Regions from separate parts of the Mus musculus genome. Here region 1 is linked to region 2. The links are chromatin loops, found by intact Hi-C in ENCODE. Cell type or tissue: gastrocnemius. All regions are shown on one strand. Each heading gives the region's core, and the rest is flanking DNA. Links, peaks and the distances in the headings are about the cores only.

Region 1 (5,384 bases), core at 279-5,278, 72 kb before region 2:
CTTTCTTTCTTTATTTCTTTCAATTTTATTTATTTTTTTGTGTTTGAGTATTTTGCCAGGATATATATGTGCATTGCTGGAGCTCACACATATCAGAGAAGAATATTGAGTACCCTAGAACTGTAGTTCCAATCAGCTGCGGGCCACCATGTGGGTGCTGGGAACTAAATACAGGCTCTTTTTTCTAGAGCAATAAACTTTCTTAACCACAGAACCATCTCTCTAGCCCACAGCTTTAAAAAAAATTTCATTGTTTAAACTTATTTTTATTCTATCTGACAGATAATAGCTGTATATATTTACTGAATACAATATGCTATTCAATACAAAATACATGTCTACACTATATACTAGAAATGTATTAGTTATTTTTCTATTGCTATAGTAATGCACAATGACCCAGGCAACTTACAGAAGGACTGTAAGTCCTTTGAGTTGATGGTTCCAGAAGGGTAAGGGCCCATCACCATCATGATGAGGCAACAGGGCAGCAGTAAATTAAAAACATGAGGATGGAGAGCAGAGTGGGAATGGAACATGACTTTGAAACGTCAAAAGTCTGCTGCCAGTAACTTATATCTTCTGGCATGCCACACCTCCTCAACCTACCCAAACTGCAGCACCAGCTGTGGACCAAGTACTGAGACATAGATTCTAAGGTGAACATTCCCATTCCAACTATAGCAAGCATTTGGATCTTTATGTGTTGCTCATTTCATTGTGTTTGGAACCTAAGAGCTCCGCTCTTCTAGATCTTCATAAAACACATATAGTTTGTTGTGGACTAACCTTGCTGTGCTAAACAATGTTTGAACATATTTCTTCTTCCTGGGCATATTTTACTAGTCTCTGAAGCTCCTTGTCTTTCTTATCTGTGCCTCTACCTTCTAATAATCACTATTGTACTGTCTTCGTATTACAAGATCATCTTTTGCAGTGTCTACACATTGGTGTGAACATGTAGTGTTTGGCATAGTTCATTTAAAATTTTGTCTCCCACTTCCAAAATCCATTCTGTTGCAACTGACAGAATTTCATTCTTTCTGGGCTCAAATTATATTCCATTGCAGATTTATTCACTCGTAGGGCAGGGCATTAGTTAAATTATACAAATATTGAAGACACTTTGAAAGGGTTATAGTTTCAGAGAAACTTAGGAAATAAACTGTTGAGTGCCTTGATGAGACTCATTATCTTCCTTTTGTCTCCCAGATCAAAACAAAAACCTGAGAAGGAGAAAGCTAGAAACCAGTACCAATGCTATGGGAGTGCAGATGGTTGAGAAAGTATGATTGGACCTTAAGTAAAAATGAATACAACTATGTGAAACTAGAGCTCTCAGAAGAGAAGGCTGTGAGTATTCTGGGAGAGCACTTATCTGACAGAAATTTAAAATGGGCCTCTTCCATTTCCACCACTTACAGAGTTACTTGTGGCCAGAAGTAATGGACATGGGAAGAAAATGATAAGTTATCATATTCTGAAGAGGAGAGAAGACATTAGCATTATACAGATCAGCGGGAAGCTGAAAATGCTGGAAGCAAAGGCATCAGAAAACCTTATGTTTCTATGCAGCATAGACTCACAGGGCCAAGGAAAACTGATACCCAGAGAAAGGAAAGGAATAAAGGGAGCTATTGGCTAAGACTCTAATAGCACCCGGGAAGGAACAAAAGCAGAACTTGACACACAAGCTGGATGTGGTGGCACACACACACACACACAAGCTGCCTCAGCATGCGGGAGGTAGGCTGGAGGAGAAAGAGCAGCTTGGACTGCACATAATAGGATGGAAGAAGAAAAGAGGGAAAAGAAGAGGAGAGAGAGTGAGAGAGGGTGGGAGATTGTGTATCAAGAGCTTGAGACACAACTTGTAATTTACAGGCAGTCACTCATAGGATTGTAAAAGGAATAACATTATCATCAATAAGTTGGTTCTGAGGACAAGAAAACATCCTCACCTTTGAGACAATGAGAGTAGCAATATTAAGCCCTGGTGGATATTCTCAGGCCAACTCCCTACTTTAAAACCATCTGATTGCTAATCTTAATTTTCTTTTGTTGTATAATTTACCACAGGCTCAGGTTCTAAGTATCAGGGGATAGACCTTTAAATGATTATCATTTGGCCCATCTAAGCATCCCTCTAGAATTTGTCAGATAAGCAAAGTAAAGCTACAAAAGATTTTAATAACTCAAGCAAGAAATCATTTGAGAATCTATAAAGAGCTCTGCAGTCAATGCACAAGATATTTATAACGATTACTAATCACCAGATCATTTAAAACAATTTCATCTGAGAGAAGGGGAAAAATGGCCTAGATTAGTTCTATGTGTCAGAATAGGATCTGCTTCTTAGAGACTCATAACCTTGCATCTCCTCTGACGTTTGGGAGATTATCTGCAGCAAAGACTCATGGGAAGTAGAGCGGATTTTGTCAGCGATTGACATACCAGTGTGTGGCGCCAGAGAGTCGCCAAGTCCCAAAAACAAGACCCAAGAGGCATAGCAAAATGGGGACCCACCCCCCCCCCACTCCCCCCACCCCCCCCCCCCATCCTCCCCGCAAACCAACAAATCCAGAACCCCAGACCTGGAAGTCCTCTACCTTATTAAGATATTTTTCGTCGTGTCTAAACTTTCATTGTTCCACTGACTATCATGGTTCCAGAAGCCATGGGAGATGACACCAGAGACTGATGGGTAAAACCAGTCGTAGACTGGGGTTGATGGTGTAGGCAGAAGGAAACGATGATGGAAGCATCTAAAAATGCCGGAACACAACTTCAGTGTGGCAGAACATCAACTTGGACAGAAAGGAATGAGTATTGGAATAAACTTGGGTGGTTCCCGCGGAACATTGAACACTCACAAGAGAAGCAGAAATGTCCTCATTAGAAGGTTGCTGGAAGAGACCTGCCACACGAGCTAAGTAAGAAAGTATGTCTGTCTATGCCTATGGCCAAAGGTCTTCATCGCATCACCTTCAAGGCTAACATATTTCATTTCCTTTACTGTTTTATAACTCTTTGGAGAGCTGATTTTTAAAAACACCCGCTGTTTACACTCTTAAATTTTTAGAGCATATATGTAGTTGGAAAATGGAATTTGATAGGGCAAAATCCATATGGTTGTAAAATTTGTTTTTTAGTAAATTATTAACTGGCTGTTCTTTATCTGAGTAGAAGAGTCATGAATCTTGCTCAGCATTTCCTTTTAAAGAAGCTATAAAACGAAGCTATAAAAGGAGCCACAACACCCTACTGGGACAATGGATGATAAAGTCCAGGCACACAGCAGTTGGCACAAAAGAGTCTTCCTCCTTATAGGAAGGGGAATTTCAAAGCAACTCTGCAAACACAGTACTTTTTTTATAGAGTAGGGGCAACACTGGGCAGTAAAATGTGCATTTGGCTGGGAACGGGCTGCTGGATCTAAGCCCAGTTTGCTATTTGCTAAGGCATGCAATTGCATGGCTCCACTTGGACCCCCTCTCAATACCTGGACCCTCAACTTCTTTATCAGAGCTGGACTTGAACTGGGTGGTATCTACAAGAGAAGACCTCTACCATGTTAATAGTCACTGAATAGAATTTTCAAAGTTCAACGCAATGTAATAACAAGAAGACACATTCACATATGTATGTATGCTGATACACACATCTGTGTCATGAGGAGTTGATAACTGATATCAGAATATGAAGAATTCAAAGATGTAAGCATAGGACTTATCTATTAAAATTACAATGAAAAACCAGGCATGCCTGTTCTTGCTTGCAATCTTAGCACAAAAGAGTCTAAAGCAAAAGAACTATCATCAATTTGAGGCCAGTCAAGACTATACAATGAGTGCAGGGCTAACCTGAGCCACCTATTGTATATGTAAGAAATTGGCAAAGAATACATAAAATATTCTTGTGTGTGCGGGGTGGGGGCAGGGAGAAAGGAAGAGAGAGAGGAAGAGAGAGAGGAAGAGAGAAGGGAAGAGAGAGAAGAAGAGAGAGAGGAAGAAAGAGGAAGAGAGAGAAGAAGAGAGAGAGGAAGAGAGAGAAGAAGAGAGAGAGGAAGAGAGAGGAAGAGAGAGAAGAAGAGAGAGAGGAAAAGAGAGAGGAAGAGAGAGGAAGAGAGAGAGGAAGAGAGAGGGAGAGAGAGAGGAAGAGAGAGAGGAAGAGAGAGAAGAGAGAGAGGAAGAGAGAGAGGAAGAGAGAGAAGAGAGAGAGGAAGAGAGAGAAGAAGAGAGAGAGGAGAGAGAGGAAGAGAGAGATTAAAACGGGCAGGAGGGGAAGGAAAAGGAACAGGAGAGAAGAAAGACAGAAGCGAGGGAAACACACTATCTTTTTCAGGGGTCATAATTTTTTTTTAATTAGAACTTACCATTTTCCTGCCTTTCTCACATTGTCTCAGTTAGGGTTACTGCTGCTATGATGAAGCACACTGACCTAAAGAAACGTGGCGAGGAAAGTGTTGATTTGGCTCACACTTCCACATTGTATTCTGTCATGAAGGAAGTCGGGATAGGAAGTGAAGCAGGGCAGGAGCTGATGCAGAGGCCATGAAGGGGTGCAGCTTACTGTCTTGCTCCTCATGACCTGCTCAGTCTGCCTTCTTTATACAACCCGGGACCACCAGCCCTAGGGTGGCACCACCTACAATAGGCTGACTCCTCCCCCATCAAGTATGAAAACTCCTTACAGCTGGATCTTATAGAGGTGTTTTCTCAACTAAGGTTCCCTCCTTTCAGATAACTCACTCTTGTGTCGGGTTGACAGAACACTATCCAGCATACCCATTAATTTTTATTTTTCCAAGTTAATATTATTGTATTGAAAGTCGAAGTATGTTGTTCTTGAAACAAGAGTACGGTGTGGCCTAGATATCTATCTCCCTGCTTCTCCCAAACTCTCAACACCTAAAGAAAGCCCAGTGTTATGTTAGGACATAGAACCTGTGAAAGGTGACTGAATCATAAGGGTGGTGTTCTCATGCGTGGGGCAGACCTTTCACTCCTTCCATGAAACAGAATGAACAAGGTGACATTTGAGTCTGAGGTTGCCCTGGTACCCTCATCCTGGCCATCTCAGCTCTTTAAGCAGTAATCTTCTGTCACTTCTAAGTGGCTCAGCTATGACCTTCCTGTTCCAGCCGTCTCTACAGGCTAAGAACTTGAAGGTAAACCAGCCAGCTTTGGGCTGAAAAGGCATGATACATTCAACGAGCGCGAGTCTGTGTGTGTGTGTGTGTGTGTGTGTGTGTGTGTGTGTGTGTGTGTGTGTGGTGTGTTTGCCATAGCACTAGGGAAAGGAGTGTATGGAACATTACAATAACCACCTTTAAATCAAATAAATAGGAAGTGTTGGAAAGGTAGTACAAAAAAGAAATCGCC
Region 2 (5,384 bases), core at 83-5,082:
TCATATGAGCTTTGGTCTTGTCGATTTAGATGGCTGTTTCCTTGGTTACCACTCTTCCTTCTGACTCTTACACTGTTCCCTTCCTAGTCTTTACCAGGGCTCCTTGAGCCCTGGAGGGAGGGATTTTATGGAGACATCCTGCTTGGATCTGAGTGTTCCTCTTTCTCTGCATAATGTCTGGCTTGGGTCTCTGGATTTGCTCCTGTCTGCTGCAGGAGGAATTTCCCTGAAGATGGTTGAGCAAAGCACTGATTCATGAGTCCAGCACAATGTCATTTGAAGTCATTTATTTTATTTTTATGTTTTAGAACAGCAGTATTTGCTTTTACCCTAGGTCCCTGAGCTATCTAATTTCAGGTTCTTGGTCATGCAAGCTGTGTGGGCCTGGGTTTTATCTCATGGGGTGGGCCTTCAGTCAAATCAGATATTGGTTGGTCACTCCCTGAAGCTGTGTGCTACCACGGCACTAGCACATCTCGCAGGCAGGACATCATTGAAGATCAAAGGGTTTGTGGCTGGGTTGGTGTTTATGGTTCTCCTTTGGTAGTGTGCAGAGTACCATCCGTGCCAAAAATGTTAGCACACAGCAGTGAAGGTTCTGTGTAGGCACCGGCTCAACTTCTCTTTGTTCAGTGTGTTATGCAGGTGTTGCCTTCAGCAATGGGGCCTTGCTGTCAGTTTGTGGAGATCAATCTGTAGTCTGAGCTGCAGCCTGAGTTGTTTGTAGACTCCTTTTGGCCAACAATTCAATTATGCAACCCAAATCTGGTACTGAAAGCATCACTTGGTGATAGGAGATATTCATTTGGGGATAAATGTCTCCTTTAACATGTAGTGATTTCATTCAGATTGCCTTCGTATATGTATGTATTTTAGAAAGCTTTTGCTTTATTAGGTGTCCATACTGCCACTCCAATGGCCCTTCATTTTAGCGGTCTCTCCCCAAACTCCCTCTCTCACTTCCTTCTTGTCTCTCCCCTGCTTTGATCCTCCTGTCCCAGGCCCCTTCCTCTCCTTCTATAACTATCTATTCTATCTCCCTTTTCTAATGAGATCTATCTGACTTCCACGTTCTTGCTCTACACCTAAACTATGTGGTTCTATATACATTGTAGCTTGGTTATCATTGATGCTGTAGTGAGTATTTAATTTCAATCAGGGGTTTCTACCACACCTTTCATCATTCAATTCCCAGATAAGACACAAAACTTTTATATTTATAAGAAGTCTTTAGTGCACTAGAGCACTAGGCAGATATAAGCCCTCTAAGCTACTTCCCTAGCAACAACTCCAAGTCATGAAGTAGGACATGCACAGCTGTAGTCTATTATCAAATGGACTTGGTATATATGTGATTGGGCCCAAGCAGGTCCTGAAGGCACAAGGAAGTTAGATGAAGAAGTTGCTCAAATGCCTATGGTTTCTACTCCTGTTACAATGCCACCTGCTGCCAAGCATGCGCCTATAGCCTCATGAGGTTCCTTATGATGCCGGAAGAAAAGAAGACTAGGGCCTGGTTTACTGATGGCTCTGCACGTTATGCAGGCACCTCCCAGAAGTGGACAGCTGCAGCACTACAACCCCTTTCCAGTACAACCCTGAAAGATACAGATGAAGGGAAATCTTCACAGTGGGCAGAACTTCAGGCAATACACATGGTATTACAGTTTGTTTGTAAGAAGAAATGGCCAGATGTACGATTATTCACTGACTCATGGGCTGTAGCCAACTGATTGGCTGGATGGTCAGGGACTTGGAAATATCATGATCAGAAAATTGTTGAGACATCTGGAGAAGAAGTATGTGAATAGATCTCTCCACATGGGCAGAGGATGTGAATATATTTGTGTCCCATGTAAATGTTCACTAAAAGGTGATTTAAGCTAAGAGGGAGTTCAATAATCAATTGTATGAAATGACTCGTTCTGTGGACAATCAACCTCTTTCCCCAGACATTTCTGTCATTTTTCAATGGGCACATGAACAAATTGGCCATGGAGACCGAGATGAGGTTTATCCTTAGCTCAGATGGCGCCATATCTGGGCCTCAGTGTTAGTCTCTGCTGTTGGCAGAACTGGAAGCTCAGACTTCCCCCTGGTCATTTTGGGCTTCTAATGCCCTTAAACCAAGAGGCTACGAAAGGAATAACAGTGTTAGGAGAGGTGACAGATCCAGATTACCCTGGGGAAATTGGCTTACCTCTCCACAATGGAGGTAAGCAAGATTATGTCTGGAGTGTAGGAGATCCCTTAGGGCGTCTCTTAGTACTATCGTGTCCTGTAATTAAAGTCAATGGGAAAATACAACAGCCTAATCCAAGCAGGATGACAAAGGATGCAGACCCATCAGGAATGAAGGTATCAGTCAATCCTCCAGAAAAAAAAGCCAAGACCTACTGAGGTGCTTGCAGAGGGTGGAGGAAATACAGAATGGGTAGTAGATGAAGGGAGTTATAAATACCCTCTAAGGCCACATGGCCAGTTGCAGAAACAAGGATTATAAAGTAATATGGATGCTTCTGTTTTATTTTATTAAGAAAAAATTTGTACAGATATTTATGCTTTCTTCGAATTTCTTTAACATCAATTGGTATTTAAGTTGAGAAACTAAAAGGAATGTTCCCAAGGGACATTGCCCCATTGTAAATTTACAAATGTGTTTGCAATGTACGAGGAACAGTTATATCACGTCAGGCATACTCACGACATGGTTATTGTTTCGCGTGGACATGAGATATTACTTGTGTCGAGTTGACAAGGGGTGGATTGAAGTGGCTGCTCCTGCTTGTCAACTTGACTACATGTGGATGAACTACAATCCAGAATTGGAGGGCACACTTGTGATCAAGATCTTGAGGCATAGTGGCCATGAAAAGCTTATAGGTAACACACACCTTTAATCCAAGGAGAATGAGGCAAGGACATCTCTGACACCAAGGTCGGCAAGTCCCAGATCCAGTCTTAGTGGTACAGAACTTTAATCAGGGCCACACCTTCTGATGGAGGCCTACACTGGGACATTGGGGAAAGGAACTTTCACTCTTCTTAACCTGCTTTGACTTGCTTGCCAGCACATCTGCTGGAACCTCCGACTTCAGGATTCCAGCTTTATACAGAACACCAGCTAAAATTACTAGGCTCGTGGGACTGAGCAACTACTAGATTCTTGTACTTCCCATCCACAGCTGCCCATTGTTGGGTTATTTGTACTACAGACTACAATACATAACAATAAATTCCCTCAATATAGAGAGACATTTCATATATTCTGTGACTCTACACCATGTTCCATCTGGGCCACTCTTAACTCAAATTGGCCAGCCCTCATGGCCATGTTTTCATGACTCACCTAACCACATGGTGTTTTCTCTCTCTCTTCAAAAAACATACCATATTTATCTTTGTGGGTATAGTTACCTCTCTCTGGATGACTTTTTCTAGTACTATAGATTATTTGTGATTTTTAACAGTTGAGTAACGTTCCACATTTTCTTTATCCATTCTTCTGTTGAGGGGCATCCAAGTTACTTCTAATTCCTGGATATTTTGAATAGAGCAGTAATGAATATGGTTGAGCAAGTTTCTCTGTGGTAGAATTAAGTGTTCTTTGGATATATGCCCAAAGTGGAACATTTGTAATTTTTGATGGGAATTTAAAGATACAGTATTTTTACACGTATATCTGTGGGTATAAGCATGAGTATTTAGAACACAGGAATTATGCTAGTTTGGGAAAGTGGTAGGTTCTCATCAAGGCTCCACAGCCTCACTAGTCATGGGCCAAATTTACAGTCCCAGGCATGAATGTCCTCCTATTTGGCAGGTCTTACATTCTGATTCAGTGGCTGTGGGTTGTCACCAGGACTTAAGTGCCACCACTGCACCTTTTAAAATATCTTGCCACGGTGGTCATGGCTATGGTTCTTAGGCATTACACCTAGCTCGAGCTTGCTGAATTGATTGATTTTTCTCCCAGGGGAGTTTTCATGGTTCCTTTGGATGGAATCTTATCCTACTAGATTTCGTTTCGTTCTTTAATCTTTATGAAAGTTATTAATGAGATACAGTGGGATTTTGCTTTCCTCTGACCAAAACTTGGTGTTGGCCTATCAGGAGAAGGTAAGACACTAGTTTCACCAGCAGCTTGGATTGTGAAATATTCAGTGTCCTTTCCCACATCATGGCAGGTTTCATTTCAAGTGAAACCAGAACAACACTGGTCTGTTTGTATCAGCTCATGGCTCACCCTTTCCTTCTCTATGCCGCTATCTCCAACATGCCTTTGTGTTCCTGTCCTTCTTTGACTGTCAAAACAACCGAGAGTCCCCTGGGAATGCAGACTCAGATGAGGGCTTGCCTAGAGCAGACTGACCTCTGGGCTGTCTTACTGATGCTGGGCCTAGCCCACTGTGAGTGATATTATCCCCTAGCAAATGGTCCTGGGATAGATAAGAAAAATAGCTATATATAAATTTGCAAGTGAGCAAATGATTTTCCATAATTTCTTCTTCAAGCTCCTGCTTCGACTCCTTCCCCATTTTCCCTCCATGATGCACTGTGTCCTGGGAGTGTAAGTTAGCTACATTTCCTTCCCTAAGTTGATCTCAGACCATTTGCTTCATCACAGCAACGGAAAGAAAAGGCCATGGTCAATCCATATCTTTGGCTTCATGTCTTTGGACCCATGTATGGACAAGACCATTGACAGATAAAAAGCAGAGCTGCGCCACAGAAAGACCAAGTCAGCACAAGATGTACTTTTCACGGAGAGGCTTCCAGTGACATACTTTGTCCAACCCATCCCTACCTTGCAGTTGTGTCACATCTCAGTAGAGCATCCCTAACCTTCCCACCCTCCAGGATGGTTCTTTCAGTGAGACCATGGCCAACAGGAACAACAGGAGACCTTCTCAGCTGTGTATCTCTCAGGGAAGAGAAGATGAGTGAAGATGAGAGACCAAAAATCTTTGCAAAGGTAGCTCTCTAAGTAAGCTTCAAGCTCCTCTCAGAGTCCGTGGATTCCTATTTATAAACCCTCCAAACATTAGGTGTCCTCTATGGGTCTTGCCTAAGCATGTGAGTTTGCCTCAGCTGACATCACTCTGCCAATCTGGCCAAGCCCATGGAAGTGGCAAGAGGCTGCCATGACAACAGAAGGGTTTTTTGTTTGTTTGTTTGTTTGTTTGTTTGTTTGTTTTTGGTCTGTTTCTTTCTATGGAGTCCTGACAAAAGGAGCTCAACTACTCAATGTAGGGTGGACTAACATGTGCATGTCAGTAGCGAAGCATCCTTCATCAAGTGTCCTTTCATGCGCTTGTATTAGCAGAACATCATTTCACCTGTGTCTGCTTCACGTGATTGCTCCAACAAAACACTATCTATCC

The links. Hi-C counts contacts between places; a loop is a spot of excess contacts. Peaks named below come from ENCODE experiments on the same cell type or tissue, not always from the same donor. Only the 100,000 strongest peaks of a DNase experiment are listed, where the experiment ranks them.
Region 1: it touches region 2 in a loop (2.1-fold over the local background); 6 of 42 quality-filtered maps call a loop at or near these places.

The regions. Positions count from the first base shown.
Region 1 is chr10:13,880,250-13,885,633 of GRCm38, forward strand. Gm32105 (a long non-coding RNA gene) reads right to left here and starts at 3,016. Exons shown (of 3, transcript XR_380120.1): 1 at 2,874-3,016; 2 at 2,610-2,765. In gastrocnemius, for the core only: a CTCF peak has its summit at 2,420; DNase peaks (open chromatin) are centred at 2,457 and 3,433.
Region 2 is chr10:13,952,808-13,958,191 of GRCm38, forward strand. No RefSeq gene overlaps it. Among named protein-coding and RNA genes, the nearest start is that of Hivep2, 11 kb to the right of the region's middle. In gastrocnemius, for the core only: no CTCF peak of the experiment used is centred there; no DNase peak of the experiment used is centred there.